Regions from separate parts of the Homo sapiens genome. Here all the other regions are linked to region 4. The links are chromatin contacts, found by Hi-C or POLR2A ChIA-PET in ENCODE. All regions are on one chromosome and are shown on one strand. The core of a region is the stretch at or near the end of the contact, and the rest is flanking DNA. Distances in the headings are between cores, read along the strand shown.

What was found. A loop is a pair of places that touch in the nucleus more often than their neighbours do. ChIA-PET counts read pairs that join two places held with the same protein, here RNA polymerase II (POLR2A). Pooled maps may share reads with other maps.
Region 1: a pooled map shows a loop between it and region 4 (5-fold over the local background). The contact joins the promoter of DDIT4-AS1 here to the promoter of VSIR in region 4. A Hi-C loop is called at or near these places in 8 of 50 pooled maps. POLR2A ChIA-PET finds 5 or more read pairs at or near these places in 5 of 52 experiments (PC-3, PC-9, activated CD4-positive, alpha-beta T cell and 1 more).
Region 2: a pooled map shows a loop between it and region 4 (4-fold over the local background). The contact joins the promoter of SPOCK2 here to the promoter of VSIR in region 4. A Hi-C loop is called at or near these places in 1 of 168 maps with a recorded cell type or tissue (PC-9) and 5 of 50 pooled maps. POLR2A ChIA-PET finds 5 or more read pairs at or near these places in 1 of 52 experiments (activated CD4-positive, alpha-beta memory T cell).
Region 3: a pooled map of ovary shows a loop between it and region 4 (1.8-fold over the local background). The contact joins the enhancer-like site here to the promoter of VSIR in region 4. A Hi-C loop is called at or near these places in 1 of 168 maps with a recorded cell type or tissue (K562) and 7 of 50 pooled maps. POLR2A ChIA-PET finds 5 or more read pairs at or near these places in 1 of 52 experiments (activated T-cell).

What each region holds. Positions count from the first base shown.
Region 1 is chr10:72,270,214-72,277,461 of GRCh38, forward strand. DDIT4-AS1 (DDIT4 antisense RNA 1) reads right to left here and starts at 3,498. Exons shown (of 2, transcript NR_186445.1): 1 at 2,637-3,498; 2 at 1,173-2,304. It overlaps DDIT4 (DNA damage inducible transcript 4), which reads left to right and starts at 3,711. Exons shown (of 3, transcript NM_019058.4): 1 at 3,711-3,847; 2 at 3,944-4,208; 3 at 4,482-5,823. The coding sequence starts at 4,004. The coding sequence ends at 4,975. RefSeq lists enhancers at 239-739, 740-1,240, 2,208-2,731, 2,732-3,255, 3,966-4,085 and 1 more.
Region 2 is chr10:72,083,286-72,089,987 of GRCh38, forward strand. It overlaps SPOCK2 (SPARC (osteonectin), cwcv and kazal like domains proteoglycan 2), which reads right to left and starts at 5,266. Exons shown (of 11, transcript NM_001244950.2): 1 at 4,855-5,266. The coding sequence starts at 5,043.
Region 3 is chr10:72,027,802-72,035,375 of GRCh38, forward strand. It overlaps LOC124902448 (a long non-coding RNA gene), which reads left to right. Exons shown (of 2, transcript XR_007062187.1): 2 at 659-1,118. Among named protein-coding and RNA genes, the nearest start is that of SPOCK2, 57 kb to the right of the region's middle. Within about 2 kb of position 3,119, at least 9 of the 41 ENCODE cell types and tissues checked have a DNase peak (open chromatin) inside an H3K27ac peak, as active enhancers do.
Region 4 is chr10:71,770,266-71,777,564 of GRCh38, forward strand. VSIR (V-set immunoregulatory receptor) reads right to left here and starts at 3,255. Exons shown (of 7, transcript NM_022153.2): 1 at 3,093-3,255. The coding sequence starts at 3,174. The region is part of intron 38 of CDH23 (cadherin related 23); the gene reads left to right. RefSeq lists silencers at 3,055-3,134, 3,155-3,484.

The DNA.
Region 1 (7,248 bases), core at 2,248-4,747, 500 kb after region 4:
GTTGCCCAGGGTGGTCTCAAACTCCTGAGCTCAGGTGATCTGCCCACCTCAGCCTCCCAAAGTGCTGGGGTTACAGGCATCAGCCACCATGCCTGGCTAATTTTTAAATTTTTTGTAGACACGGGGTCTCACTATGTTGCCTAGGCTGGTCCTAAACTCCTGGCTTCAAGTAATCCTCTCACCTCCAAAGTGTGTGGGTTAAAAGTGTGAGCTGCCACAGCCAGAGAAGCCACGTTCTTGCCTCATCTAGCCATTCATTCATCCATCCATTCATTCATGTATTTATCCAAGGAACATTTGCTGAGCCTTTTCTATGTACTGGGCACAGTGCTGGCTACTTGAAGTTAGGATGTGTAGAACGCCATCCTCAAGTAGCTTACTGTCTAGTGGGAAGACCAAAGTGGAAAGAATTATTAACAACAAAGATATGCACTGGCTGGAAAGATGCCCTGAGGAAGGCACCTAAGGGATGGAGTGTCGGGATGAGGGTGCTAGGGGAGGCTTCCTGGAGGAAGGGATGCCAGAGTTGGGTGGCCAAGGCTGCTGGTGGAAGCATGTCTAGGCAAGCCCACCTTGGCCTGAGGGGAGGAGGAGCGGGTGGGTGGACACCAAATGCAGGGTTTCTAGGTTTTGTGAGAGCTCCAATGAGGTCTGGTTCAGAGGCCAGGAGATGGAGCGTCCTCCTGACCAGAAGGGCCCCATTTGCAGAGCTGTGGAGTGAGGGGGTGTTCGGTGTAGGGAGGGTGGTTACAAAGTCTTTCCAGCTCCAGCCAGATGGAAGGGAATCTACCCTCCACCTCAGGACAGGATGGACCAAGGCCCTGCACTCTGGCTCCTGGGAGAGGCTAGCAGTTAAGAACCCCCACTTTACCCTCCTCCCGACCTTTGAGATTCTCCTGGCATACAGGCCTTTTCTCTATCAGGGGTTTTAGCAGTTGTCACAGGGGAAGACACTGACCACTCCCAACTCCCCCAGGCCTCTGCCAGGCCTCCTTGCAGGAGACTTTACCCTGGAACCCACTCCCTCCTACTTTAGGAAACACTTCCAACAATAGGACTGCCTTCTTTTTTTTTTTTAATCGCTTTTTAGAAACACAATGAGACAATAACACTAATAGATTTCTTTTGAAAAGAAACAAAATTACTCAGTGCGCATTAACCAGCCCTTCCCATTTGAGACAAGTTGTTTTATTAACAGAAGGAGACAGTGAATGAAAAAAAGGTGCTTGGAACACTGTTGGGCAGTCTTGATGGTGTTTGTTGAATGAATAAATGATTCCTAATAACTGACCTTTCCAAACCGGACCCGGATTCTTTTCCTTATGAATATCTACTTAAAAGGAAAAAAAAAAAAAGCCTGTGCTTTCTTTAGGTCAGTGTTCCACATTTTCCTGAATTTTTTTTCTGTCCAAAAAAAAAAAAAAAAAGGCCAGGCGTGGTGGCTCACGCCTGTAATCCCAGCACTTTGGGAGGCCCAGGCTGGTGGATCACCTGAGTTCAGGAATTTGAGACCAGCTTGGCCAACATGGTGAAACCGTCTCTCTACTAAAAATACAAAAATTAGGCCGGGCGCGGTGGCTCACGCCTGTAATCCTAGCACTTTGGGAGGCCGAGGCAGGCGGATCACGAGGTCAGGAGATCGAGACCATCCTGGCTAACACGGTGAAACCCTCTCTCTATTAAAAATACAAAAGATTAGCCGGACGTGGTGGTGGGCACCTGCAGTTCCAGCTTCTCGGGAGGCTGAGGTAGGAGAATGGTGTGAACCCGGGAGGCGGAGCTTGCAGTGAGCCAAGATCGCACCACTGCACTCCAGCCTGGGTGAAAGAGTGAGACCCCATCTCAAAAAAAAAAAAAAAAAGAAGAAGAAGAAGAAAAAACATCGTAACTCTTGTTTCCTTAGGGTGTTTAGGTGTCCCGCCCAAATCAGCCTGGAGGAAATGTGAATGTTCCTGATGGATTAATTCAGATCTTCTCTCTGGCCAGCAGGAAGACACACCCATGCAGGTCACCTCTGTAAGAGTGATTTCAAGAGTATGTCATCTACTCCAGCCCTCCAAGAACAACTAGCCGCCTTGATCCAGTGTCTTTTATTATTTTTAATTTTTATATCCCCATTGTTAAGCAATCTGGTGTCTTTAAGGCTCCAACAAGCGACAGAGCTTGAAGAATGGGAAGAGAAGGCCTTGAAAGTCCCAGTGGCTCACAAACTATTCCATTCTGCAGCTGTCTTTAAGATGTCTCCTGGATCCCCTGATTTCTTTTTTTAATCCATAAATTTGTCTCCATAAGTGGGTCTCCCACCTGTCAAATGAGAGTAGGGTGCAGAGCTTGGATTCTGGTTCTTTCAGGTTCTAAGTCTTGGCCCAAGTGTCAGCTTTTTCTTTTTTCTAAGTTGGGGTGGGGATGGGGGTTGCGGAGGGCAGTGGCCTGACATCTCCTGCAAGTGTCATTTGTCACGCGAAAGCAAGCCTGACCCGAGGCAAGGCCCGCCTATCTGGTTAGGTTCCTTGCCCGCCCCCGGGGCCCTGGGCATCTGATGTAAGTTTGGCTCCCTCTTCCATCAGGGTCCTCCTGTCCCAGACTGATAAACCTTTAGAGCAATAAAGGTCGAGTCCGTCTCAACCTCCACCCACCCTCAGCAACCACTGTTAGCCTCTGAGCACTGCTGCCAGGCCAGATTTCCTGTGGCCCCGCCTGAATGATGAAACACGGGATGGCCATTGCACTCCCTGGCTTTTCCAGAGATCTCGGTCCTCGGTCCTGATGCAACCGTCTGGATCTTTTACACAAAGCGCTAGGCGAGCGCTGGGTGCTAGGACCCGGGGGGCGCCCGGGCAGGGAGGTCCGGCTGCGCTGCCTGCAGTCCGCGGGGAGGGCGGATGGGTCTGTGAGTCCGACTGCTGTGAATCCTCGCTTCCATCCCTGCACTGGGCGCTATGAACCCGGGCCCATCCACACTCCTCTAACCACTCTCCTCAAGCCCTCTCCTTGGGAGCAGTTGGAAGTGGAAGCAGATAGGGTTTGGGAGGAGGCAGGGATCCCCATTAACCTATGTCCTGGGCTGTAGAGTAACAGCCAGGATGGGCAGGTGGGGCCTTGGGGAAGGGGCAGCATGGTGCCCGGAGCTTCCCAGTCTGTGGACCCCACCCCCATATCCCGAGCCTTTGCAAAGCAGGGATAGAGGGGGTAAGGGCGCGAGGGCAGGCCGGGCTAACGTCTGCTCCTGCGCCGCCGTCCCACGGGCATCCCCCCCGTGTGTGCCCAGTTGTTCCCGAAGCTTTAGGATCCAAGACGCTGGGGGCAACCATTTTCCTTGCCCGCCGCCCCCTCACGCTTCCCTGCCTCTCCTCCTAGCCTGGTCACGGGCTGTCCCCTCCTCCAGCAATGCAACCCTATAATAAACAAGTCTTTCCTTGATCCTCCCCTGCCGCGAGCGCCCTCGGGGACCTTGGCAGCTGCAGCCGCCGCGGATCCTTTCCAGAAAGGGGGCGTGGCGGTGGGTCGGGGTTCGACTGCGAGCTTTCTGGGGCTCAATGGAGGCGGGGCCCGGCCGCTGTCACCGGGCAGGAGAGAACGTTGCTTACGTGCGCCCGGAGTCCATTGGCCAAGGCGGGCCACACTCCCGGGTCTGGATTGGGTCGTGGCGCAGAGAAGGCGTGGCCTCGCCGCGCTAGTCCTTATAGGCTGCTCCGCGCTGGTGCTAGGGCGCAGCAGGCCAAGGGGGAGGTGCGAGCGTGGACCTGGGACGGGTCTGGGCGGCTCTCGGTGGTTGGCACGGGTTCGCACACCCATTCAAGCGGCAGGACGCACTTGTCTTAGCAGTTCTCGCTGACCGCGCTAGCTGGTGAGTGTCCCTTCTGTGTGTGGGTCCTAGAGCTCGCGGTCTGGTCTGGTCTGGTCCCCAGACTGACGCCTGGTCGGTCCCCCTCTTGTCTTACAGCGGCTTCTACGCTCCGGCACTCTGAGTTCATCAGCAAACGCCCTGGCGTCTGTCCTCACCATGCCTAGCCTTTGGGACCGCTTCTCGTCGTCGTCCACCTCCTCTTCGCCCTCGTCCTTGCCCCGAACTCCCACCCCAGATCGGCCGCCGCGCTCAGCCTGGGGGTCGGCGACCCGGGAGGAGGGGTTTGACCGCTCCACGAGCCTGGAGAGCTCGGACTGCGAGTCCCTGGACAGCAGCAACAGTGGCTTCGGGCCGGAGGAAGGTGAGCGGTGGGCGGGTGCCGACGCGACTCGAGGGGCCGGGAAGGTGGGGAAGCCCCGGTGCTGGAAGGGGTCAGAGCCGCCTTGGCTTCCTATCCCATCGGGACCCAGATTGCTTGGGGGCAGGGGGAATTGGAGTATAAGGTGAGTGAGGCGGAAACTGAGGCACGGAGTGGGAAGGAGCGTTGGTTTCTTAAGGAAACAGCACCTCCCCCGCCTGTGCGTTTCGTTTTGAAGCCGCTCTAATACCCCTTCCTGTGTGCTCTCCTTTCCAGACACGGCTTACCTGGATGGGGTGTCGTTGCCCGACTTCGAGCTGCTCAGTGACCCTGAGGATGAACACTTGTGTGCCAACCTGATGCAGCTGCTGCAGGAGAGCCTGGCCCAGGCGCGGCTGGGCTCTCGACGCCCTGCGCGCCTGCTGATGCCTAGCCAGTTGGTAAGCCAGGTGGGCAAAGAACTACTGCGCCTGGCCTACAGCGAGCCGTGCGGCCTGCGGGGGGCGCTGCTGGACGTCTGCGTGGAGCAGGGCAAGAGCTGCCACAGCGTGGGCCAGCTGGCACTCGACCCCAGCCTGGTGCCCACCTTCCAGCTGACCCTCGTGCTGCGCCTGGACTCACGACTCTGGCCCAAGATCCAGGGGCTGTTTAGCTCCGCCAACTCTCCCTTCCTCCCTGGCTTCAGCCAGTCCCTGACGCTGAGCACTGGCTTCCGAGTCATCAAGAAGAAGCTGTACAGCTCGGAACAGCTGCTCATTGAGGAGTGTTGAACTTCAACCTGAGGGGGCCGACAGTGCCCTCCAAGACAGAGACGACTGAACTTTTGGGGTGGAGACTAGAGGCAGGAGCTGAGGGACTGATTCCTGTGGTTGGAAAACTGAGGCAGCCACCTAAGGTGGAGGTGGGGGAATAGTGTTTCCCAGGAAGCTCATTGAGTTGTGTGCGGGTGGCTGTGCATTGGGGACACATACCCCTCAGTACTGTAGCATGAAACAAAGGCTTAGGGGCCAACAAGGCTTCCAGCTGGATGTGTGTGTAGCATGTACCTTATTATTTTTGTTACTGACAGTTAACAGTGGTGTGACATCCAGAGAGCAGCTGGGCTGCTCCCGCCCCAGCCCGGCCCAGGGTGAAGGAAGAGGCACGTGCTCCTCAGAGCAGCCGGAGGGAGGGGGGAGGTCGGAGGTCGTGGAGGTGGTTTGTGTATCTTACTGGTCTGAAGGGACCAAGTGTGTTTGTTGTTTGTTTTGTATCTTGTTTTTCTGATCGGAGCATCACTACTGACCTGTTGTAGGCAGCTATCTTACAGACGCATGAATGTAAGAGTAGGAAGGGGTGGGTGTCAGGGATCACTTGGGATCTTTGACACTTGAAAAATTACACCTGGCAGCTGCGTTTAAGCCTTCCCCCATCGTGTACTGCAGAGTTGAGCTGGCAGGGGAGGGGCTGAGAGGGTGGGGGCTGGAACCCCTCCCCGGGAGGAGTGCCATCTGGGTCTTCCATCTAGAACTGTTTACATGAAGATAAGATACTCACTGTTCATGAATACACTTGATGTTCAAGTATTAAGACCTATGCAATATTTTTTACTTTTCTAATAAACATGTTTGTTAAAACAGTTGGTTGAGTCTCTCATCAGTACCATGAAGTGAAAAGGAGGGAGATGGGTGCTAGTGAAAGGCAGGTCTCATCAGGCCCTGGGGTCCACCTGTGTGTTCCTCCATCCCTTTCCGGGACTGCCTGCCAGCCTGGTGACAGAGGTATGTGTACCGTGTGCCATCTGTGCCAAGAACCCTTGGCCCTGTGCTGGCTGAAGCTACTAGGAGAACACACTGGAAACCCCTGAAGGTAGGGGGTGAGTCAGACCTCCCACCGAGCCAGAGTCTCCAGAGGGAGAGCTCACCTGGCTGCCCCGGTTAGAAGGCCCAGACAGGAGGGCCCACTGAGCCCAAGGTCTTTAATAAACAGTGAAAGAACTAGAAAATACCTTTTTTCTTTCTGGGAGAAAAAAATCAGTTGTTCTACCATCATGAAAATTACAAATCTTATCTCTGGATTTAAAAAGACTAAGAGGGGGAGTTTGAAAAATGCTACTTAGCTCATGCCTCTCACTGGACAAGGAACCAAGAGGGGCATGAGCTGCCACTGGAAGGAAGTCTGGACCAGGCAGGTGCAGAACTCCTTGCACACACACAGGTGAGGGAAGGAGTGCTAAGGGCTTAGAGAGCAAGGAAATAGCAGGCCTACCTTAACGATACCTTGGGTCACCCAGACGTCCTCTGTGACCTGTTGTCCCAGCCACTTGGGATGCTGAAGCCAGAGGATTGCTTGAGTCCAGGAGTTCAAGGCTGCAGCCTGGGTGACAGCAAGACCCTGTCTCTAAAAACAAAAGATGCATTGTGCATTCTGGGCCCTAAGTTCCTTGTCAGAAAAATTGGCAAATTGGAGTTGGGCCAGATGAAGCCCAGGGCCTTTCCCCCTTCTTCCCTGGAATTACATCCACCCACACCAACTGGCATTTGGAGAGTTTTTATCTCCCTTGTTTCTCTTCCTGGTCCCAGACAGGCCTTGTTTGCTCAAGACTAAAACAGTGGCTCTTGCACTTGAGCGTGTGTAATCAGATCACATGGGCCCTCCTGGAGATTCTCAGTGCATCCGGGCCAGGGCCCCAGGAATCTGCATTTACATCAGGGATTCCAATAGAGGGTCCTAAACTTTACGATGACTTGGAAGACCCATCTCTCTTTGGTAGAACTGAGTGATTTGTTCCCCAAAATGGATAAACTTGGATTAGAAGTGCATTTGGAAATGGATAGTGAGAACAGTGAAGAAGGTGCCCAGACCAGTGTGAGGAAAGCCCTCACACCCATTTTCTTAGCACATCCTCCTAATAGCCACCCTGTGAGGGGTGGGTGGCGGCAGGGGTTTTTAATGTTTTACAGATTAGTAAATGGAGGCCCAAGCCCTGGAATGGTCATCTTCTTGGATAAGGGCTGACTTTGTCCACTCCCAGCCTATTGAGATTCAGGGCTGGGAGTAAAGC
Region 2 (6,702 bases), core at 4,016-6,515, 320 kb after region 4:
CATGTGGGTGGCCAGGCCATTGCCAGGCTCTTCCTGGAGTGACAGCATGCTAAAGCCTCTGCAGATGATTTGGTTTCACCTCCCCACTAAACCACCAGGAAAATCAAGGCCCAGAAAGGTGAAGTGGCTGCTGCAAGGTCACACAGCTAGTTCTGTCCCCTCACTGGGAAGATGAGCAGAGCACTCTCTCTGGCCCTTGGGGCTTAGGGTAGGACAGAGCTCTTCTGTGCTCCAGGTAGCCTTCTGACCTTTTTGAGAAGGGGACGGGAGGGTGCTGGCTTCCCATCCTCTCAGGCTGCTGCTAGACTGGAGTAGCATATGACAGCCTCTCCAGGCAAAGAGGGCTCTTCTCTCCCTCTCTTCCCAGGCTTGGAGTCTCGCTGGGTGTTCAAGAGCCCATCACTCTGCTGACACTGCTCCAGCTCCAGTTAGAAGGTGGGGTGGAGGGGAGGTCAGGGAAAGGCCCACCCTCCCATTCTCAAACCCCAATTGTTGTTGTTGTTGTTATATGTTTTGTTTTGTTTTTAGTCACTTTATCTGGCAAAGGACCCAAACCCCAATTATGAAATCCATCCTGACCCACTTTTGGGTTCTTCTCACACACCCACACTTACCCACAGACGTCGGCGCAGCGCATCCCCACACTCGCAGTGGTTTAGGTGTGTGGGGTGGGAAGCAGGGAGGGGTGGTCAGGAGGGAGCCCCTTTGTGGCTACTTGCTACTTGCCTTCTTGGTGTTCCTAAACACACGATATTGTTAGCCGGCAGGTAACAATATCCCTGGACCAGACCCCAGGATCATGGTGAAGTCCCTGGCATACAGGAAGGGCTCAGATCTGCAGTGAATGAGTGACAGTGAGCGTGCAGTAACGTCTTTCTCACAGGGACAGGCATGGTGTGGGCCAGCCCTAGAAATGAGGACCCATCTGGTGGTTTTTCCGTGGGGGAGGAGCGTAGTACCTGCCCTGGAAGCCCTCCAGCCCCCTGGCAAGGTGCCTTCACACCTATGCGTCCCTTTCAGTTTCCTAGTCTGAAACCAAAGCTCAGAGGGTTTAGGTGATGTGCCCGGCATCCTGGGGCCAGTCAGCGGCAGAGCCCGAACTGGCACCCAGGCCAGAGCTGTCCCAGCACACTGCACCCCGGCCCCTCCTGGGTGGAGAGCTGCCTCTGGAGTGTTGCTAGGCCTGGGTGGGGAGTAGGCTATAGGCAGGCTGCTGGAGACACTGAGGGCTTTGGCCCACCTTCCTAGGAGGTGACACTCCTACTCAGGGCATCCTTGAAGACTCAGAGGACACAAGCCAGAGTATACTTTGCTCTTCAGGGTAGACCCCTCCTTCTCACTTTCGCTAAGGGTGAGGCCTAGAATTCCCTGAAAAGCAAAATTAAGTGAGATGACTTGGATTCAAATCTCAGCTCTGCTACTTACTAGCTATTTGACCTTTGGGTAAATTACTTCTCTGTGCCTCAGTTTCTACAACCATAAAATGGTAGGCTGTAAAGTAACAATAACTATCTCCCAGATCCTTGAGAGGCACAAGAGACCACTCAAATTAAAGTGCTTTAATTTGATTTAATTTAATGGCAGATGTGAGTGCTCACTGCATCAGGGATTCAACTTATATGAACTGTGCGCCTCCTGGGTGCCAAGCACTGTGTTAGACACTCATAAATATAATGAAAACTTCATAGAAGTGGAGTACAAAGTAGAGAAGAGCCAAGAAGAAAGAGAACAGTCAGCTCTTCGTAGCCAAGCTCTGTGGAGCCTGCCCTGAAGAATGCTGTATAATGGACCTGTCTCCTCCAAGTGTCCATCCCTCTAGGCCCTAGATGCTTTGTTCCAAAGACCTGCATTAAATTCCACCCAGTTGTGCAGGGAGTGAATTGGGAGGTAGGAGCATCGAAGAGCAGGGCTTGGAAAAGCCCAGGACTGCCCAGGGCAGGGTACAGCTAGATCTGTAGGCCAGGGAGCCAGGCGGAGTCCACAATCTCCCCCGTCTTCTGCCAGAATCCCCTCCTCCCTGGCAGCCGGGCACCCAGCATTAGAAGAGATCGACCCAGGCACAGGCTGTAAGAGCCCTCAGCCCACTGGAGGGGAGGATTACTCAACTGGTAAATCCTGCCTTCCCTATAATCCTAGTGCTCAGAGAAAGATGCTAAGCTGCGCTCCCTCTCAACCAGCTCTGGCCAATTCCAAAGTGGAGCAACTCCCCAAGTTTTCATGCTCTTCTTCATTCTCCTGACCCTTTCAACCTGATTCCCTCAAGTTCCCCCTTCAGTTCTGTCCACACCATGTGAATGAGGCATTTCCCTCCCAATCCTGTTCCCCAAGAGTATCCCACTCGTCCTGCTTGCCTCCACCCTACTAGGACAAATAGGGGGGCCCTGTACCATTTTGGGGTTATGAACAAGGTCCCAGTTCAACCTTGTAACCCCTTAAGGGGTTCAAACGAAATTCCCCTCTCTCCTTTGAGGAACCAAGGAGCATATTTTCCAAAGAGCTGGCCTAATGGAAATATAAAGCCCGTTGCTACTGGGCCCAGTTAGAGTGCCTTCAGCCCTTAGGCAGGAAGTAGGGCTTCTTCTGGCAGAAGAGGGATATGTTTGTAGTGCTGGTGGGGACCCTGTGTACTGTCTGGGCACTGCACAACTTCAGGGGGCACCATTTCTATTGTGGCACCCCTAGAGTTATGCAATGCAGTGGCTCTGAGCTAGCAGCCTCCTTCCTGCCTTTCTGCAGAGGCTGTCAACAGATCCCCAGGGCCAGGCCCTCTTGCCCAGCCTTCTTTGTCCTACTTCTCTCCCTGACCCTGTCCTCCTGCAGCCAGGACTACCTTAAATGGGGTTTTAGAGGACATCTGTCCTACAAAAGCCTGAGGCTACCAAAATCAACACACACCTAAAGCTTTCCCATGAATCTTACATGTGCAAGTCCTGAAGACTTTCAAATCTAGTGCCTTTCTTCTGATGAGCATGAGAGGAAGGGGGAAGTGGTTGGCACCAATACAGAGAGACAGGTGGGTAGCCCAGTGCCATGGGGTCAAGCAGTAAGTCATTTATTCTCACCCACGGAGCTGGCTATTGGAAGCAGGTGGAAGAAGGGAGGTGGGGAGGAATCTTTTATTTTAAACCTTTCCTGTTCTGATTAAGCATTTCTTTTCCCTCTGACCTTCACTGGTCCCATTTTGGCAGATCAAACAGCCAGCGAGTCGGAGGGAGGCCTAGGCCAGTGACACATGGATTCCGGATGGGCCGGCCTGCTGCCGCCCCCTCGCTGCTGTGGCCGGGCTGCTGCCCAGGAAGCGGCAGGAGACTGCGGCTCATCTGCGCTGGGCCTGCAGGTGCTTCGGGAAGGCCTCGCGGGGCTCCAGGCTCCTGCGGCTGGACAGGTCGCATGTGGGGCGAAGGCGGAGATCAGCAGCCCATCGCGGGGCCCGGCCACTCAGCCTGGAGACCTGGCTGCCCGTGGTTCCTGCTGTCCTCTGTGAATTACAACCTGCCAGTTTGACTTTGGGGAGAAACAGTCACTTGTCTGACGGTAACAAAAAGATCCAAATCTCTGCCTCTTCCCATCACTTGGCTGGATAGCCTATGAAGCATGTGTGTTTTAAACAAATTTCCAAGGAACTTGTGGATGCACGCAGTTTAAGGAGAAAACGGGAGAGGTCATGGTGTGGCCTGCGTTGTACTGGGTGGGTCGGACGAGGGAACCTGGGGAAGGAGGAGTAAGGGCCAGGGTCCTAGAAGAGGTTTTCTGGGGTCAGGGCCGCGGTGAGCACCAGGTCGCCAGGAGCAGCCGGCGTCGCCTCTGGCGCATCCGGGCCCATCCCCCACAGCACCCCCAACGATCTCGGGGTCCAGCCACACCCTCCGCCCGCCCTGCCTCACCCCTGCTTCCCCAGCCCCCAACCCGGCCCGGCCGAGAGGAAGGAGCCAGCCCCGCCGGGCCGCCGCCTGCGACTTCCCCTCTGATCCACAGGTGCCGGTAAACAAAAGTGCCGCAGCTACCCCCCCGCCCCCACCCCGCGGAGTTCGGCCCAAGGTTACGCCGGGGTTCGGGCGGCGCCCGCCGGGGGCCCCCAAACCCAGCTTCTGGACTCTCCCCGGCTTCTCAAGCCCACCGGGCCGGGAGCCTTCCTCTGGCTCCGAGCTGCTCCCCTCGCTCCAGGCTGGATTCCCCCCTGAAATGTTGGTCCGGGAAAACCAGCCTGGGTCCTCGCGCGCCCTTCTGCACGGGGACCCCAGCCCACCCCCGTACGGACACGCCTTCCACCATCTCGCCTAGAAGGCTGCTGGGACCCCAGACCCAGAGCCCCGGTCACACTCCCGTCCCATGCTGTCCCCCTCCCGCAAAGCCCACGGTGGGAACAGAGGGCACCGCGCGAGCCGATGCCACCCTCACTGCCGGCCCCACCCAGACCTGCCGGTGCTGCAGTGCCCCGTATGTGCAGCCTGCAGCATCCCAGCGGCTGGGGCAGGCCCGGGGGCGGCTCGCACAACGCAGCTGGGGACCGGGTCGGGGTCCAGCGGCAGCCGGGGTCCGGGTCCCCCCGGCCCCGCACCCCTTCCCACTCCCGGCCCGCAGGGGAGACCCCGGAGCGCGCGACCCCGGAGCGTCGGGCAGGTGTGGAGCTGGGGGTCCCGGGGCTGGGGGGTCCCAGGGCCGCCGGCCCGGGCCGCAGGGACAGGGGAGGGGCGCTGGGCTGTGACCCCCAGTACTGTTTACTTTCCGTGTAATTAGCCGGCCAGGCTGCGGAGCCTCGGGCTGCGACGTGCGGCGGCCGCTCCCGCAGACCCCGGAGCTCAATCCCCGAACCCGCAACCCCGGGTCTCTGCCTTGGCAGCCCTGCGGACTCACGTCTCGGAAGCGGTTCCAGTGCTTGATCTTGCCGCTGTACTGCGAGATGGACGACAGCCATTGCTCGTCCTCCATGAAATTGCCGGGGGTCTCGCCCTCCTTGAGCCCCTTGGCGTCGCCTTCGGCCAGGGCTGCCGCGGCCAGGAGCAGCAGCGGCAGCACCAGCCGCCCGCAGCCCGGGGCGCGCATCGTGGTCTGGGTTCGACCTGGGGGGGTCTTGACTTCTGCAGTATTTTAATGTCCTTCCTCCCACCCCGCTGCTGGCGAAGCGCACGCGGCTGTCCTCAGCTCTCCTCCCGCGGTCTGCCTCCGGTGACTGGCGGAGAGTGGGTCGCGGCTGAAATGTGACCTGGTTAGGAGATGCACTTGTCTGAAAAAGCCCAGCACTGGACGCGGAGAGGGAGAGAGAATCAGAGAGGCTGCGCCAGCAGGGGCTGTAACTGTAGCATCAGCATCACGTTTGACATCATCATACCTGGTTTAAAAAAAAAAAAAAAAAAGGAGTGGGTAGATTTCAAAGCGAAGCGCTCCCTCGATGAGAGCGCCAAACGCCAGCCAGCCGCAGCGGGGCCCAGCCCCGCCTGGCACACAGGGAGTTGCAGACCAAGAAATCCAGAATCCCGAAATGTCCCTGAGCTCCCTCAAAGGATGGAGAGCAAGAAGGGCCCCAGGATCTCCCCGGGGAAGATGGGATGGGGGAGAGGGCACAAAACTCTCCGGTTACAAAGCCAGCCAGGCTCAGGTGTCGGAAAGGGAATTTGGCCAGACACTGTTTTTCTCCCCTTGCCTCCCACCCAGAGGGGCCTGCGCCACAGCCCTGACAGCTGGCTTCCTGCGAGTTATGGCTCTACCGTAATGGGTGGCTTCGTTAAGACAAAAGCCGTATAACAACTGGCTGCTCAGAACCATTGCTCCCCAGCGGCACCGCGTTGCGCAAGGCAAGGCCTGAGCACTGAGTGGCTGGTGAAACAGAGGCAGATGTCCTCCTCCCCAGGCAGCTGTTTAGGGGCTGTCACCCGTTTTGTCAGCTCTTCCCAGGACAACCCTAAAAGGCAAATGTCTGACCATTTCATCTGCCTTGGAGGCTGCAAATTTGGAAAAGGCATATTTGCTTATGGTTTTTTGACTTCAAGTTAGTTTGAATAAGCCACTGGGGAAGCCGGGGAGTGGGGGGCTGGGGTGGGGTGCTGGTTTTGTTTGAGGTGTTTCGGGTTTTGTTGAAACTGCGACCCTCCTTATTGGCTGTAGATTTAAATGTTGACATACCAGCGGGGAAGGCTGGAGGCTGGCCACAGTCCCAAGAGCACAGCAGAAATGGGGACAGGTTTACATTACAAATACATTAAAGAGGAAACATCATCTGATGGGACAAAACCTAGTGAACTTTTGGGACCCAAGCCCTAGATTGTGTTTTTATAAAAAGACTTAGCTGCTGTGATCTAAAAATAAAATAAAAATTTAAAATGCTTTAAAAAACATAATCTTAATCAGTAGGAAAAAACATAGCTTACAAGGTTCCTTGTCACCCTGAATCTGGCCTATCTGGGAACTCTGAATGCCTCAGTGGCTCAGGCCGGAGTCTCGTTGGGAAAACAGAAAACAATAGCTCCCTTTCCATGTTTTCTTGTTTCCTTTGCTGTTGGATTTAGTGGTGGTGCTGCAGTGAGGCCCTGGCCATTGACGTCTTCATCTCACAGTAATAAAGCATTCTTCCTGGGTGTGTCCTGGCGCTGTACAGTGAGAGAGCACGGCTTGCTGTCGTGGAGACTAGAGGACAGAATCCCACTTACTGGCTGGATTCTTGAGCAATTACCTATTTTCTATCTAAAACTAATGGTAATACCATCA
Region 3 (7,574 bases), core at 1,869-4,368, 260 kb after region 4:
GCAGCCAAGCCCTCTTGCCTCTCTGAATCTGTTTTACCATCTATAAAATGCAGTCAAGGGAGGTGGGGAGGGCTTCCAGTCAGGTTAGTTTCACATCCATGCTTTGAGGCCCTGTGGTCCCAGAAACAGCAATAAACGGGCAAAACATTAAAAGGGAAAATTTATTTTTTTAATTTTTTTAACGTATGTTTTTTGAGACAGAGTCTGACTCTGTGGCCCAGGCTGGAGTGCAGCGGTGTGATCTCGGCTCACTGCAACCTCTGCCTCTAAAAGGGAAAATTTAAAAGCACCCCGTCTATCAGAAAATAAAAGACACAGTCACACTCAAAATCATTTTAGACCTATTTGTGGTACAAAAATGGACCGAAACCCCAATGCTGTAAGGTGCCAGAGACCTGACCTCTTGGGGCTCTGGGTCAGCGTCAGCTGTCTAGGTTGGGTGCGGTGGCTCATGCCTGTAATCCCAGCACTTTGGGAGGCTAAGGTGGCAGGATCACTTGAGCCCAGGAGGTGGAGGCTGCAGTGAGTCATGATTGTATCATCTCACTCCAGCCTGGACGACAAAGCGAGAACCTGTCTCAAAAAAAAAAAAAAAAAGAAGAAGAAAAAGAAAGGTGTTTCTTTATTGTCTTATCGTCTTTCCTGGCATCTCTTACAGCTAGGTGTACCTATGTGACTAATGTCCAACCAATGGAAAGTAAGTGGAAGCGTTAGGTGCGATTTCATAAAGGGAGAGTGGTACTCTTTTTTGCTTCTTCCACCTCATGACAGCTCAAATGCAGACATAATGGCAAGACTCAAGCCGCCATATTGGAGTGTGGGGTAAAAGCCACTCACTGAGGACAGCAGAACTGGATAGACGTCTCCTGAGTCCTTGATAATTATGGAGGCACCACGCTAGCCTTGGACAGCCTATCTCTGGAATGTGTGTGAAGTTTGTGTTTCATAATGTTGCTGTAATTTTGGGTGCTCTATTACTCAAGAGTGAATCTAATCCTCGCTAAATCAGAGGTGTCACACGTCGTGCCACTACTCATTAATTTGGGGCATTAGATTTACTTTCAAATTGTTGTTATTCTAAATAGCATAACATGAACCTCTTTATGTAAAAAACTCAATCTGCATCTCTGGGGTTTTTTTTTCTCGTACTCTATTATCTTCCTAGGATACATTTCTGTTAACAGAATTTTAGCATCAAAGAATATCTAGGCTGGGTGTGGTGGCTCACGCCTGTGATCCCAGCACTTTGGGAGGCCAAGGCGGGTGGATCACCTGAAGTCAGGAGTTCGAGACCAGCATGGCCAACATGGTGAAACCCCGTCTCTACTAATAATACAAAAATTAGCCCGGTGTGATGGTAAATGCCTGTAATCCCAGCTACTTGGGAAGCTGAGACATGAGAATCACTTAAACCCAGGAGGCAGAGGCTGCAATGAGCCGAGATCGCGCCACTGCACTCCACCCTGGGCGACACAGTGAGACTCTGTCTCAAAACAACAACAACAAAAATCTACATTTTAGTATCTCTCAATTCATGCTGCCAACTAATGTTCTTTTTGTTGTTGTTTTTGTTTTTAAAAAATAATAGACATGGGGTCTCCCTATGTTGCCCAGGCTGGTCTCTAACTCCTGGGCTCAAGCAGTCCTCCCACCTGAACCTCCCAAAGTACTGAGATTACAGGCCTGAGCCACTATCCCAGCCTACCAACCAATGTTCTGAAATGGTTGTACAAATGACATTCCTGCCAGTTGCATATTTGAATGCCTATTTCACAGTTCCTGCACTAGTACAGGAGGCAAGGGAGTATACGCTTTCTGTCCCCCAGCCATGCCCTTTGAACCACTCTGGACTTGAGCTGCAGCTGGGCAGTCTCTCCTGTCCCCACTCACAGCTTCCCCCTCTCAGGTGCCAGTAACATCTCCCAATTTCCTGACCCCAGACTTTCTCCAAAGCTCCAGAAGCTTACTCAGCTCTCATGCAGGTGAAGTGTGGCAAGGAGTTAGTGCCCCAAGGAGACGAGAGATGCTGAAACACACCTGGGTGTTTTTTATTTGTTTGTATTGGTTTTTTTCCCTTTTATTTTCAATTGACATATAATAATTGTATATATTTATGGGATACAGAGTGGTGTTTTGATAAGTGTTGGTTTTGGTAGTGATTTATAAAAGAGGAATAACTGAGTCAACTGGAGCTATTTTTGAGGATAGAGGTGAGGACCAGATAATAACAAAATAACAATAGCAATTATTTGTTTAACACCTACTCTGTACCAGATACTGTTTCGCTGTTGACGTAAAACAATCTTGGCCAGGCGTGGTGGCTCACGTCTGTAATCCCAGCACTTTGGGAGGCTGAGGTGGGCGGATCACCTAAGGTCAGGAGTTCAGCCTGGCCAACATGGTGAAACCCCGTCTCTACTAAAATACAAAAATTAGCCCAACCTGGTGGTGCTCACCTGTAATCCCAGCTACTCGGGAGGCTGAGGCAGGAGAATCACTTGAACCCGGGAGGCAGAGGTTGCAGTGAGCCGAGATTGCGTCATTGTATTCCAGCCTGTGCAACAGAGCGGGACTCCTTCTCAAAAAAAGCAAAACAAAACAGAAACTAAACAAAAATAAAACAATCTCTCAGCAACTCTGCAAACTAGATTATTTTATTATTCCCACTTTGCAGATGAGGAAACCAGGGCTTGGAGGTGTAAAGTAACTTGCTCAAGGTCTTGAAGTTATGAGGCTGAAGCAATACGGCTTGAACAAAGACTGAGCCCCACCTCGTCTGAGGTGGCGGAATATGAGGAACATGGTCTTAGGAGGGAGGAAAGAGTGGATGATCCGAAATGAATCCCAGTTTCCCCTACAAAATATGAGGGTCATGTGCAGGGAACCCTGACCAGTCCTCCTGTGAGTGTGTGTGTGTGTGTGTGTGTGTGTGTGTGTGTGTATTAGGATGGATGGGACAAAGTGATACATTACAAAAAGCCGGGAGAAGGAGCTTGGTCCAATGCTAACCGGCGCCATGGGAGTGAGGCTCCTATCTTCCTACAGAGAGTGGGAGCAGGGGCCCTATCTTCGGGGCTTGGCTGGAACAAACAGTTCTGGCGGCAGCCTTGTGTTTGTTCTCTCGGGCAGGCAGCTTAAGGGGAGGCAGGGTCATCCTGGACTGCGGCCTTGAGCTGTTGCAAACACTGCCTCACCTCCCGCCTCACCCCACGCAGTGCTGGAACTCTGGGCAGGGGGACAATGGTGGGTCTGTGAGGGTGTCAGGTTGTCAGGAACAAGGCTGGTGGCTTTGAGCAAGTTGTGCAACCCCTTCCAGCCCCAGGTACTCATCCTTCCAGTGGAGGATGTCACGGCTGCCTTCACAGGAGATGGAAAGATCAGCCCCTCTCCCAGCTTCTTGTGGTTCATTTGCCTGACTCTCCTGAGCCTCCGCTCAACTCCTCCCCATTTCCTTCTTCTCCCAGTTTTTTTGTTTTTGTTTTTTTTGTTTTGGGGGTTTTTTGTGATGGAGTCTCACTCTGTCGCCCAGGCTGAAGTGTAGTGGCGCAATCTCGGCTCATTGCAGCCTCCGCCTCCCGAGTTCAAGCAATTCTCGGGCGTCAGCCTCCCAAGCAGCTGGAAATAGAGGTGCCCACCACCACACCTGGCTAACTTTTTTTTTAATCTGAAAAGCCAGTAAAAATGCTGAGAGGTCCCTCTGCTACCAAGGTATGTGGGCACGTGGAAGGGGTCAGCTGCCTTGTCCAGATGCTGAGGGGCTGGTAGAGAGAAACATCAGCAGATGGGAGGGCTGCTACTGTCCCACAGAGAAGGGCCAGCTTGAAGCCATGGGCTTAGGGACCCAATGTTTGGGCTGACTGTTGTTAAGAACACAGTTTTGACGTTCCCCTGAGCTGAGTTCCCGTCCCGGCTCACAGTGCTTCCCTGGCTGGGCAACCTGGGGCTTGTGATTGTCCCTTTCACAGCCTCAGTTTTCTCAGCCCTGAACGTTGTGAATGTTGTGAGATTTGAATGAGATAATGCAGACAGAGCTTAAAAAGAGGCCGGATGCAGCAGCTCGCACCTGTAATCCCAGCACTTTGGGAGGCCGAGGCAGGAGGATCATTTGAGGACAGGAGCTGGAGACTAACCTGGGCAACCTAGCGAGATCCCATTTCTATGGAAAATTTAAAAATTAGCCCGGCGTGGTGGCATATGCCTGTAGTCCCAGCTACTTAGGAGGCTGAATCGGGAGGATCACTTGAGCCCAGAACATCGAGGCTGCAGTGAGCTGAGATGTAGCCACTGCACTCCAGCCTGGGCAACAGAGTGGTACCTTGACTCCAAAAAAAGGCGGACAGGAGGGCTTAGAAAAGAGCTTGGCATGTAGAAAGCCCTCCAAATGTTAATTTATAATTATGGCAGGGATGAATTTCAAAATCATAAAGTGCTCACAGACAACAAGCTGCCTTGTCCACAGAGATGGCTGCAATTCCTCTGGAATACTGGGGGAGGGTGAACAGTGATGACTAAATCCCCCTCCTCTCAGGCCCCAGGACTCCAGGGCAGCACTCTTCTTAGCCCTGGGTGTGTGGGGGGGTAAAGCATGGGACCCTCCTTCCAGTCCCCACTGCCAGCCTCCCTGGCCCCCCAACACCCTGTCCTGCTCTGTGCCAGGAGGCTGCTCACAACCCCCGGAGCACCTTATTCCTGTGACTGGGCCGAAAGACGAGGCTGGGCGCAAGCCCGGAGCCCAGTGATGTGTCACACGTGAATCTGTCACATGTGAAGACACAGAAACAGCCCCTTGGCTGTTACTAAAGGGAAAAGAGGCCAGCAAGGTGACTCACACCTGTAATTCCAGTGTCAGAGGCATGTGAACCAGAGCAGCTCCATCTTGAATAGAAGCTGGGTAAAATGAGGCTGAAACCCACTGGGCTGCATTTCCGGATAGTTAAGACATTCTAAGTCACAGGATGAGACAGGAGGTCAGCACAAAATGCTGGTCATAAAGACCTAGCTGATGAAACAGCTTGCAGTAAAGAAGCCACTAAATCCTACCAAAACCAAGATGGTGACGAGAGTGACCTCTGGTCATCCTCACTGCTACACTCCCACCAGCGCCATGACAGTTTACAGATGCCATGGCAACATCAGGAAGTTACCCTATATGGTCTAAAAAGGGGAGGCATGAATAATCCACCCCTTTTTTTTTTAGCATATCATCAATAAATAACCATAAAAATGGGCAAACAGCAGTTCTCAGGGCTGCTCTGTCTATGGAGTAGCCATTCTTTTATTCCTTTACTTTCTTAATAAACCTGCTTTCACTGCACCGCAGACTTGCCCTGAATTCTTTCTTGCACGAGATCCAAGAACCCTCTCTTGGGACATGGGGTGGGGACCCCTTTCCTGTAACATTGGCACTTTGGGAGGTCAAAGTAGAAGGATAGTTGGAGCCCAGGAGTTTGAGACCAGCCCTAGCAACATAGCAAGACCCCATTTCTACAAAGAAATTAAAAAATGTATTAGCTGGGAGTGGTGGCATGAACCTGTAGTCCCAGGTACCCAGGAGGCTGAGGCAGGAGGATCGCTTGAGCCCAGAAGGGCGAGGATGCAGTGATCTGTGATCGTGCCACTGCACTCCAGCCTGGATGACAGACCTGTCTCAAAAAAATAATAATAAAAAGAAAAAGGAAAGAAAAGAAATGCTCCTTTTCCAAACCTTTCCCCTGAAGAGAGCCTAGCCTTAGACTCTGGCCCGTTCCCTCCCAGGCACTCCAGACTCTTGTGTCATGGGATGACCCCCCCCCCCACACACACACACACCAGCCCTGTGTCTCTCCCTGGGTGCTTTTCATCCCCGTATTAATTCTCCAACCTTTGTTGGTGAATCCTCCCCACTCCCCGCATATGATCTCTCACATGGGGCTTTAACTGATTTTAAAAAATAACATGAACAAACAGTGAAACTAAAAGCACAGCTATGTTGAAGCCTGGTCCTCTAACCTAGTTTCAAATAATAATAATGATAATGATAAATACAGCTATTATTTATTGTGCTTTGTTGGAAGGACATTAGACAATAATTCAACATTCACAAAAATCCTGGGGTAGGTATCATGATCACCTGCATTTTACAGATAGGAAACTGAGTCATGGAGACATTAAGCCACTTGCCCAAGATCACACAGATCAAGGGAAGATTGTATAAAGCCCCTTCCCACACCAGCTGCCGCTTCCCGACTGCAGAGGCTCAGGGTGCTCTCTCTGTCCTCAGAGGCTTGTGTAACCATCTCTGTGCCCCGTTGCCCGGCCTGGACATTCTTGCTTTCAGGCGTGGGCACAGGGATCCCTCCAGTTGGCCACAGGCAGGAGCATTCTGAGTGAAATGCCAAGCCTGACTTAGAAAACTCTGCCCCAGACAGCAGCCCGATCATCCGCCACTGGTCGCCTTCCTGTGTTTATTCTGAGGCCACCATGCCTGACAAAGGCCCCTTGTCCTGTCCAAGAAGGGGACAGATTTTTAAGGACATGGATTGAGGATATGGGCTATTTATTACCAGGACTGGTTCCCTCTCCCGGAGGCGTAGGAGTTGCTGTCACGGTCTGTGTGGAAGTCGATGCTGGCCTTGCCGCCCCCTCCCCTGCTTGCTGGCCCAGCTCCCTGCCCACACTCAGATCCACCTGACAGTTTCCTCCACACACACATGCACGTGTGCACAGCTTGCCAGGGTGCAGGGCAAAGCGAAAGGGTATCTCCTGAGTCTATAATGGCCTATAGGATTCCTGCACACCTAAAGTCATTTGCAAAGTGGTGGTGCATGTGGACATGTGTGTGTCAGTGTCGCATATGCAGGACAGACTACAGAAGTTGCAGGGCCCGGGGCAAAATGAAAATGTGGCACCCCTTGTACAAAAGCATTAAGCATTTCATGATGGCAACAGCAGAGCATTAAACCAAAAATGGGGCTTTTGTGAATTTGGGGTCCTGTGCAACTGCCCAGGCCATATGCCCAGGAAGCAGGCCCTGCACACACATGTTGTGTTTACACCAAGGCACTTTTCTGGTTAAAGGGCTCCAGGCTTCCATTAGAATCTCAAAGGGTGGCAGCACAGTGGCTAACACCCATAATCTCAGCCCTCTGGGAGGCTGAGGTGGGCGGATCACTTGAGGTCAGGAGTTTGAGACCAGCCTGGCCAACATGACAAGACCCCATCTCTTCTAAAAATACAAAAATTAGCCCTGTGTGGTGGCACATGCCTGTAAACCCAGCTACTCCAGAGCTGTACTCTTGTGCCTCAGAATCACTTGAGCCGGGGAGGCAGAGGTTGCAGTGAGCTGTGATCGCACCACTGCACTCCGCCTGGGTAACATAGTGAGACTCTGTCTCAAAAAAAAAAAAAAATCTCATAGAGGTCCAGGATACTCCAAAGGTTATAAACCATTTAGTAGCAGAAGGTCAGTGTCAGACAGGCCTGGGTTTGAGTCCCAGGCACGTTACTTATCCCCTGCAGGACTGGACTAAGTTCTGTGCCCTTCCGAGCCTGTTTCCTGGTCTGTAGAAGGGGGATTGTCATAACACTGACCTCCC
Region 4 (7,299 bases), core at 2,005-4,504:
TCACAGTTGCCCTCCAAGGGAGGTGGTATCATCTTCCCACTTTAGAGGGAGGGGAACTTGCTCAGGGAGACTGAATAACTTGTCCAATATCACAGAGCAGTAAATGGCCATCTTGGGATTTAAGCCTAGGTCTGAGTGACTCACAAAGCCCAAGAGTTAAGCAAGGGGCTGTACGGAAGCCCTGGCATGCATGTCCCTGGCTTTGCCATATACAGGCATGCTGGGACTGCAGCTAAGGGCATCTGTGGGGCCACTGGAAGCCACAGTGCTGATCCCTGGCCCACCCTCCCCTGGGAGACCAGACTGACCCTGGGTCATTGGTTGGCTAAAGCCTGGGGCCTCAAGTTTGGTATGTGGGGCTCGCTCACTGCCAACGGGTTCTCCTTGAGGATCCCTTTCTTCCTTTCATCTGCTCAGGCCTAACACCCCATACACTGTGTGCGGATAGGGAGGTGACCCCTTTAGCGTCTCAGCAGCACACTCCTGCCTGGACCACCCTCTCCCAGGAAGGTCAGACCCCAGCGGAACCTTTGCCCTGCTTGGGTGGAAGCATGAACAACTAGTACAGCTCAGCAAGGGACTCCCAGTATTGCTGGCCCTTGGGTGTCCCTGGCATTGGGTAGATGACCCCTCATGCCAGGGACTGGCCTCAAGGCTGTTCCTCTCTACTCCAGAGCCTCTGGGCAGTGGGTTGTGGATTTCCTAAGAGCTGACCATTGCTGCGTCAGAGGCTTGCAGCACTGGGTTACTCAACAAGGCCCTGCAGCCTGGTTTGCTATGAAGGAGAAGATGGGGTCTCTCGTCCCTAGCCCCAGTGCACTTAAATGTGCTAGTCCCAGAGGTTGGGAGTCCTGAGTCAGCCTGTGAGGACAGGGCAAGGACAGTAACTGCCTCGGGTCCTGGGAATGTCTGTGGGGAAGAAGAGGCTCTGCTACCCTTGAGATCTGCTGGGTCCTGGTCCCTAAGTGTACCTCTCCACCCATCTCACCCTGAGTCAGGCCCAGGAAAGGGGTATCTTTGGTGTTTCCTGGGCTTCTGAACACCACATTCATCACTACCATTCTCCTCAGTGCTGGCCCAACCCCAAGAGCTGGAGAACAGGCTGGCCCCGGCCACTCTATCTCACTTTCCCTGGCATAAAGGCTTTGACCTTGGGCAACATACCCAGGGCAACCCAGCACCTCGGCAGGCTGGTGATCAATCTTCTCAACTTACAGATCCTGCTGACCATGCCTGCAACCAGGCCTCCCATCTGCTATCTCCCTCAGTGCACACTGTCCTAGGGAGTTGGGTGAATATCTATTATAGTGTGTCCATGTCACAGTTCAGAATCCTGAGGTCCCAGAGCAATTCAAATGCTTCTGGCTCCTTTCAGTGGAAAGCTGCAGCCAGCCTAAATCATCTCCCTGTGCTGGGCCCAGGAAGAGATGACCCTTTAGTATACCATGTTGTTTGAGTAGCCAAGACCTCTGGGAGTAAAGGCCCCTGGCCATATAAGCAATATAGGGGAAGGCGTCCTGAGCTCCTCTTGGGGCCTCTCTGCTACTGGGTGCTCTGCAAGCTGGGTCCCTGTGCCCTGGATCTCTAGAAATGTTTCTCAAATTGGGGCTGCTGAACAGAGGGCAGCCCAGCCAAGTGAGGGCAGGAAGTGGGCAAGAAAGCAGGAAGGGTCTCACAGGGCCACCAGGGAGGGCAGTGCAGGGCAGGTGGCCCATGACAGGTGGGATGCTGGCTTGCCTGCCTGCCACCATCCTCTGTTCCTTCTGGAAGCCATGCCCTGCCATGAGCCATGGCCTTGGTGCTGAGACTGTCCATTCCACCTCCCATTCTCCTCCTCCCTCTGACTGTCACCTTGAGAAGCATCCACCCTGGGGCTTAGGGCAGCTGTGTCTGTGACATGTGGAGCCCTCCTCCTCCTCAGAGGCCCAGGCCAGCCTCCAAGTGCTGAGATAGCCAGCTGCCTGTGGGCACCCAGGTTGCTAAGGTATCTTCCAGGTTCAGCCTCCTCCTCTCCCTCTTATCCTATCACCCTCTCCTTCTATTCCATCCTGCCCACTGGGTCCCTGTGCCAAGCCCTCCACCTCCCTCCTGCCTCCCTCCGAGTCCCTGCATGACTCATACTTTCCCTGGGCCCTCCCTATAAAGTTTGGTTCCACAGGCTCTTTGAAGAGATCCAGCCTCTTCAGCTCTGGGCAGGCAAGAACTAGGCAACCAGGCCATGGGTACCAGGGCCTCTGCCCCCAGCCCGGGAGCCCCTGTGTTGGGGCCAGGATACTATCTGAACATGCTGACAGTCTGGACTTTGGAAGGGGAAAATGGTGCTTCCCTGTGTGGGCTTCTGTGTTTGAGCTGAGGAAACTGAGGCCAGAGAGATGCCGTAATTTATCCAGGGACCCAGAAGGGGCTCATAGCTGAGCTGAAGAGTGTCCCACATCCTCCCCAGTACTCCACACTGGTCCCTGAGTGGCAGCCTTGCTAGGATGGCAGGAATCAGCTGACCACTTATTCCTGGGCCATCAGACCCTTAGAATAGGGACCAGGTGGGCAGTGCTGCCTCTGTGTCTGAAAGTGGACCCACCGTGACCAGTGCCCAGTGCCCACCAAGGCTCAGCCAGGGGTTTCACCAGGGCATGGGGCACTGGCTGAGCATACCACGCCCTCTGTGTCCTCTGCAACACTAGAGCCCTGAGACTAGAGGGGCAGAAAGATGCCAGCTGTCAAAAGCCAGTGATATCCACCAGAACACACTGACCGCCCCCACCCTGTGCCTCTCCTTCTTTGCAGAAGCTACCTGTGCCCTGGGTTCTCTGGGCAGGGAAGGGCTGGACAGGCAGCCCTCAGGGGACAGCCCTGCCTGCCACTTGGGCAGCTGTCAGAGCATGCAGATGTGCCCGATGCCTAGCTGGGGCACTTGGCACAGTTGCCACTGCACCCTGCCTAGGGGTCCCAGCAGCCTCTGGGCGGTGGGTGGAGTGGGGTGCACGGTCACACAGGCTGAGAGGGCCCCCAGGACGCCCCCATCCCACAGTTCCCACTCCAGTCTGCTGTCTTCTCCCAGCTTTTTCCCAGCGCCCCGCCTCCCCCGACCTTACCTAGGGACGCAGCCAGGAAGAGAGCGAAGAGCAGGGATCCCCAGCGCCAGCTGCCGGCCTCCAGGGCCGTGGGGACGCCCATGTCGCCGTCGGACGCGCAGAGGAACTTCTGGTGCCGGGGAGCGGGCGGGACGCGGCCGGCGCGGGGAAGCCTCCCGCGACTGAGTGCGAGCGAGTGAGCGCTGCGGGCGGCCCCAGCGCCGTGCTCCAGGCACCCGCCCCCTTCGCGCAGCGCCCCCGGGGGGCCGTGTGGGGGAACTGCCTCTCCGAGGGCCGCGTGGGAGGGGCTTCCCGGAGGCCGGCCCCGTGGGTGGGGAGCCAGCGTGCGTCCCAGCGAGTCAGCTCCACTTGATCGGCAGTTTAAAGCCCGTTCTACCGTCCCCCAGTCCTTTTGGAGAGAAATTATTATTGCTGCGCAGCCTAAGAAGTAGATCTACCTCTAACAGCGTGATAGACGTTACCATGGCTTGCATCTGCCCTCAGCCACCAGCCTTTGAGTGATCTGGGGACAGAGACTTGTACCCTACATCCTCCAGCCAGACCAGGGCTTGGTATGTGGTAGGCACTCCCAGCTGTGGAATGAGTGAGTAAATGAGTGAATGAATGAAATCTGACATTGTGAAGAGCTAGGCAAGCTGGAGCCAGTTTAACTGTAGATTCAGAGCCTGAGGCACCCTGAGTGCATGCGCGCGCGCACACACACACACACACACACACACACACACACACACAGAACAGGTGCAGGACTACACGCCAAGATCAGCACATCCCTACCCCGGGACACACACAGATATGCAGGCAACACCTGTTGGCGTGCCCCACAGCACATCCTGCAAGCTCCCCTCCGGCAGAGGCCTCAGCTGTCCGCCTGGCTGTGCACCCGCCCTCCCTCCCTGGTGCCTGGATATCTGCAGGACACTCTGATGCACCCTAACTTCTAGTGCCTCTGCTCTTGCACCCACACCCAGCACTGCTGGCACCACTGGAATGTCTCTCCCCTCCTAATTCTTCTCATCCCTCAGGGCTCAGCTCAAGTCCTCCCACTTCACGAAATGTCCTGACCCTTCCTTTTTCCCGGCAAATCCTTACTGTCCACACCCCCTTCAGCTACCACCTCCAGCCTGAGATAACCAGCAGTTGGTTCTTCTTCCGGCTGTTCTGCCCTCCAGAGCGAAACTACAAACCTCTCTCTGATGTTTCTGAGACCCTAGCACAAAGCTGGGCGTGGAGAAGGTTTTACTGCACTTTTATCTGAATGGACAAACCAATGAGTGAGTGAGTGATTGTGTGATGGAGGAGCAGAGGTGATCGTGGCCAGGACCAGGGATCACAGGAGTGGAAGAGCACAGCCATTTTACTCAGTTTACCCCAGTCTAGCTGAAGCTTCCAGGGGTTTTTCTGGCACTTTAGGGATCTTGGGTTAATAGGTGACTCCTAGGCTGAGAGGCAGAGGACACTCAGAGTCTGACTGGGTCAGGAACCAGGGTATCAGGACTCAATGGGAGCCAGGAGTCCTGGGGGCCTTGTGGGTGGCCTGATCCAAGTCACGGGCTCTCTGGAGGCCCTTAGCCCTTGCTCTAAGGGCAGGGAAGGCTACAACAGAGGAAGGCTGAGGCATCATGTTATTACTAAGTGAACTTGTGCAGGCCCAGTCCCCCTGGAGCCAGTGAACTCCCCAGGATGGGAGCCCCAGAGGCTGGCAGGACATAACCCAGGTCCTTGGGCATGCTCCTGGCCTTGTGACCCCACCTTGGAAGGCAGCCCAGGGCCCTTCCTGCTGGCATAGCATGAGCTCCCTTCCACCAGGGGAGGTACAAAGCCAACTGAGATCAGGTGGACACCGGGCCCTTCTCACCCTGACATCCTCTGGCAAGTGAGGGGGGTCCCTTAAGGGCAAGATCCTAGAGCACCACCCCATCTCAACCCTTCCTGGACTGGCTTTGCTCAGGACACCCTTGAAACCAGACTCCCTCTTCCCCAGGGCCTAGCAGCCGGGGAGGGCCTGGAATTAGAGAAAGGGGAGCAATTGCCCTGCCAACCCCTTCCCCAGGGGGATAGAGCCTCTGAGCTGGGCCCAGTTCCCTCCCCCCTTTTCACTTCCTTTCTCCCTACCACACTGCCCACCACTGAGCCTCCTGGGGTTGCATCAGGGTGAGACACAGGCATTGCCCAAGGACCATGGTCCAGAAACCTCAAGCACTGTTTCCTCAACACCAGGGCAGGACAGGAAGGGCTCAGCTGAGAGGGCCTTTGGAGCACTGACTTTCTCCTCCCTCCGAGACCAGAGGAAGTCAAACCCACCTTCCCTCCCCAAGCCCAGACCTGGTCTCAGAGCAGGAGGGGCTCCAAGGCCCAACTCTGTTCAAACTCTCCACTCCCAGCCCCTGCAGCCTGCACACTCCATCATGTGTTTGTGCTTGTTTTCATTAAAAATAGTGGTGAAGGCCCCAAATATTCGAATAAAGATGACTGTCAAGGAAAGCCACCATGTCCATCTTGTGGCTCTGCAGGGCCTGGAGGCAGCTGTGAGTACTCTCTACTGGTGAGGGGCCCAGCCTTGAGCCTTCCTGAGTCCCCTTACTTGCCGGCAAGAATACAAGAGCACCACATTGCAGGAAAGGGGCTGAATTCCAGCCTCCCTGTTGGGGAGGGGATGCTGACATTTCCCACATTCCCAAACTCACCTCCCAAACTCCCTGAGCTAGAAACAACTTTAGAAATCAAGCCAGGTCCTTTATTAAACAGACAGAAAAGGTCCAGAGAGGGGATGTGACCTGCCCAAGGCCACGCAGCTCCTTTTCAAGGCTGCCAACCCTATCTGCTTTGGAAACCGTTTCAGCAAACACCCAATGCCCTCCACCCCCAAGATCCAGAGCTGCATATCAGAGGAATCATTGCCTCCTCAGGGGCAGTGACAGCCTTCTTGGGTCCAGATCCCCTGCCCATCTGTCCATTCTTCCAGTGGTAGCTCCAGAGCCAGCCAGTCCCAAGGAAAAAACCATATGCAAATTGCCTACATTGAGTTGTCTGTACCACCTGCTTTCTGTTCTCTGGCCTGGCAATGGCCTAGTCACGTTCTCTCTACCCAGACACCTTTGCAGTGATTAACACCTTATTATTTTATATTAGTCACTCATTATGATTTGTATTAGTTAGGGTCCTGGCAGGAAACAGATGGCACACTCAGAAAGGGTTCAACTGAAGAGAGTTTAATACAGGGACTGTTTAGGAAGGCTGGTAAAGCACCCAGAGACTAGCACCAACCACAGGAAGCCACTACCACTCACATGTCCAAAGGGAAAGAAGAGGAAGTGATGTTCTGGAGCCCAGTGAAAGCTGGTGCTATGAAAGGGGGACCCCTGTCCCCAAGCAGGAGAAACACAGCCATGGGCAGAACCGCAGTGAGGAATGGAGGGAGTGTGGAAGAAACACCCCCGCCTCTTTCTCCCCACTGCTTTCATCTTCAGCCAGGGCCTCCCATTGGCCACACCCAGCAGGAAGCTGGATAGCAAGGGAGCCAGGGTAAGGCAGTTAGTCCACAGGGGACATCTTCCCAGGTGGAGAAAGGCAGGAAGCAGGAGCAAGAACCATTTCTAGTTGATTCTTGAGTGCTGATTGCCGAGTTCTGATTAGCTGAATATTACTTGTGGTCCAATTGACTCAAGCATTGGCAGAGATGGCCGATCACAGGAGAGTATGTTGTAGAAGCTGTTCTTGGAATGAAGTTATGTTCTGTGAGTCTTATTTTTCACAGGTCAACAAGTTCTGCCCACGAAATTGCCACAAACCCAATGTCCTCCTTCTGGAAATGCTGAAAATATGTATTTCTTTCATTTACATGAACAATAGATGAAGGTTAAATATGGCATTGGGCCGAGTGCCTCACATTCTTGCCTCTTGTAGTCTGGCAGGACATATAGGCTCAATAAGACACAGGCCCTCGTAAAGCTCTGAGCTGGGGTGACTACCAGGGTTCATCCCATATGCCAGTCTTAATCACTAGACCACTGTGCTAACAAGGATCCCAAGTTTGCATCTGGCCTCAGCAGTTCTGTGATTGATTAGTGATGTCTGCTGGGGGTCGCAGACATAGGAGTGGTGGTGCCAGTGCCATCTTGGACAGAGCAGTTACCTTACTTGGCTTTTGGTGGAGTTTTTGAGCTTTCTCTCTCTACCAGCCTGTGACCCACCCCCTGCTTTCTTCTCC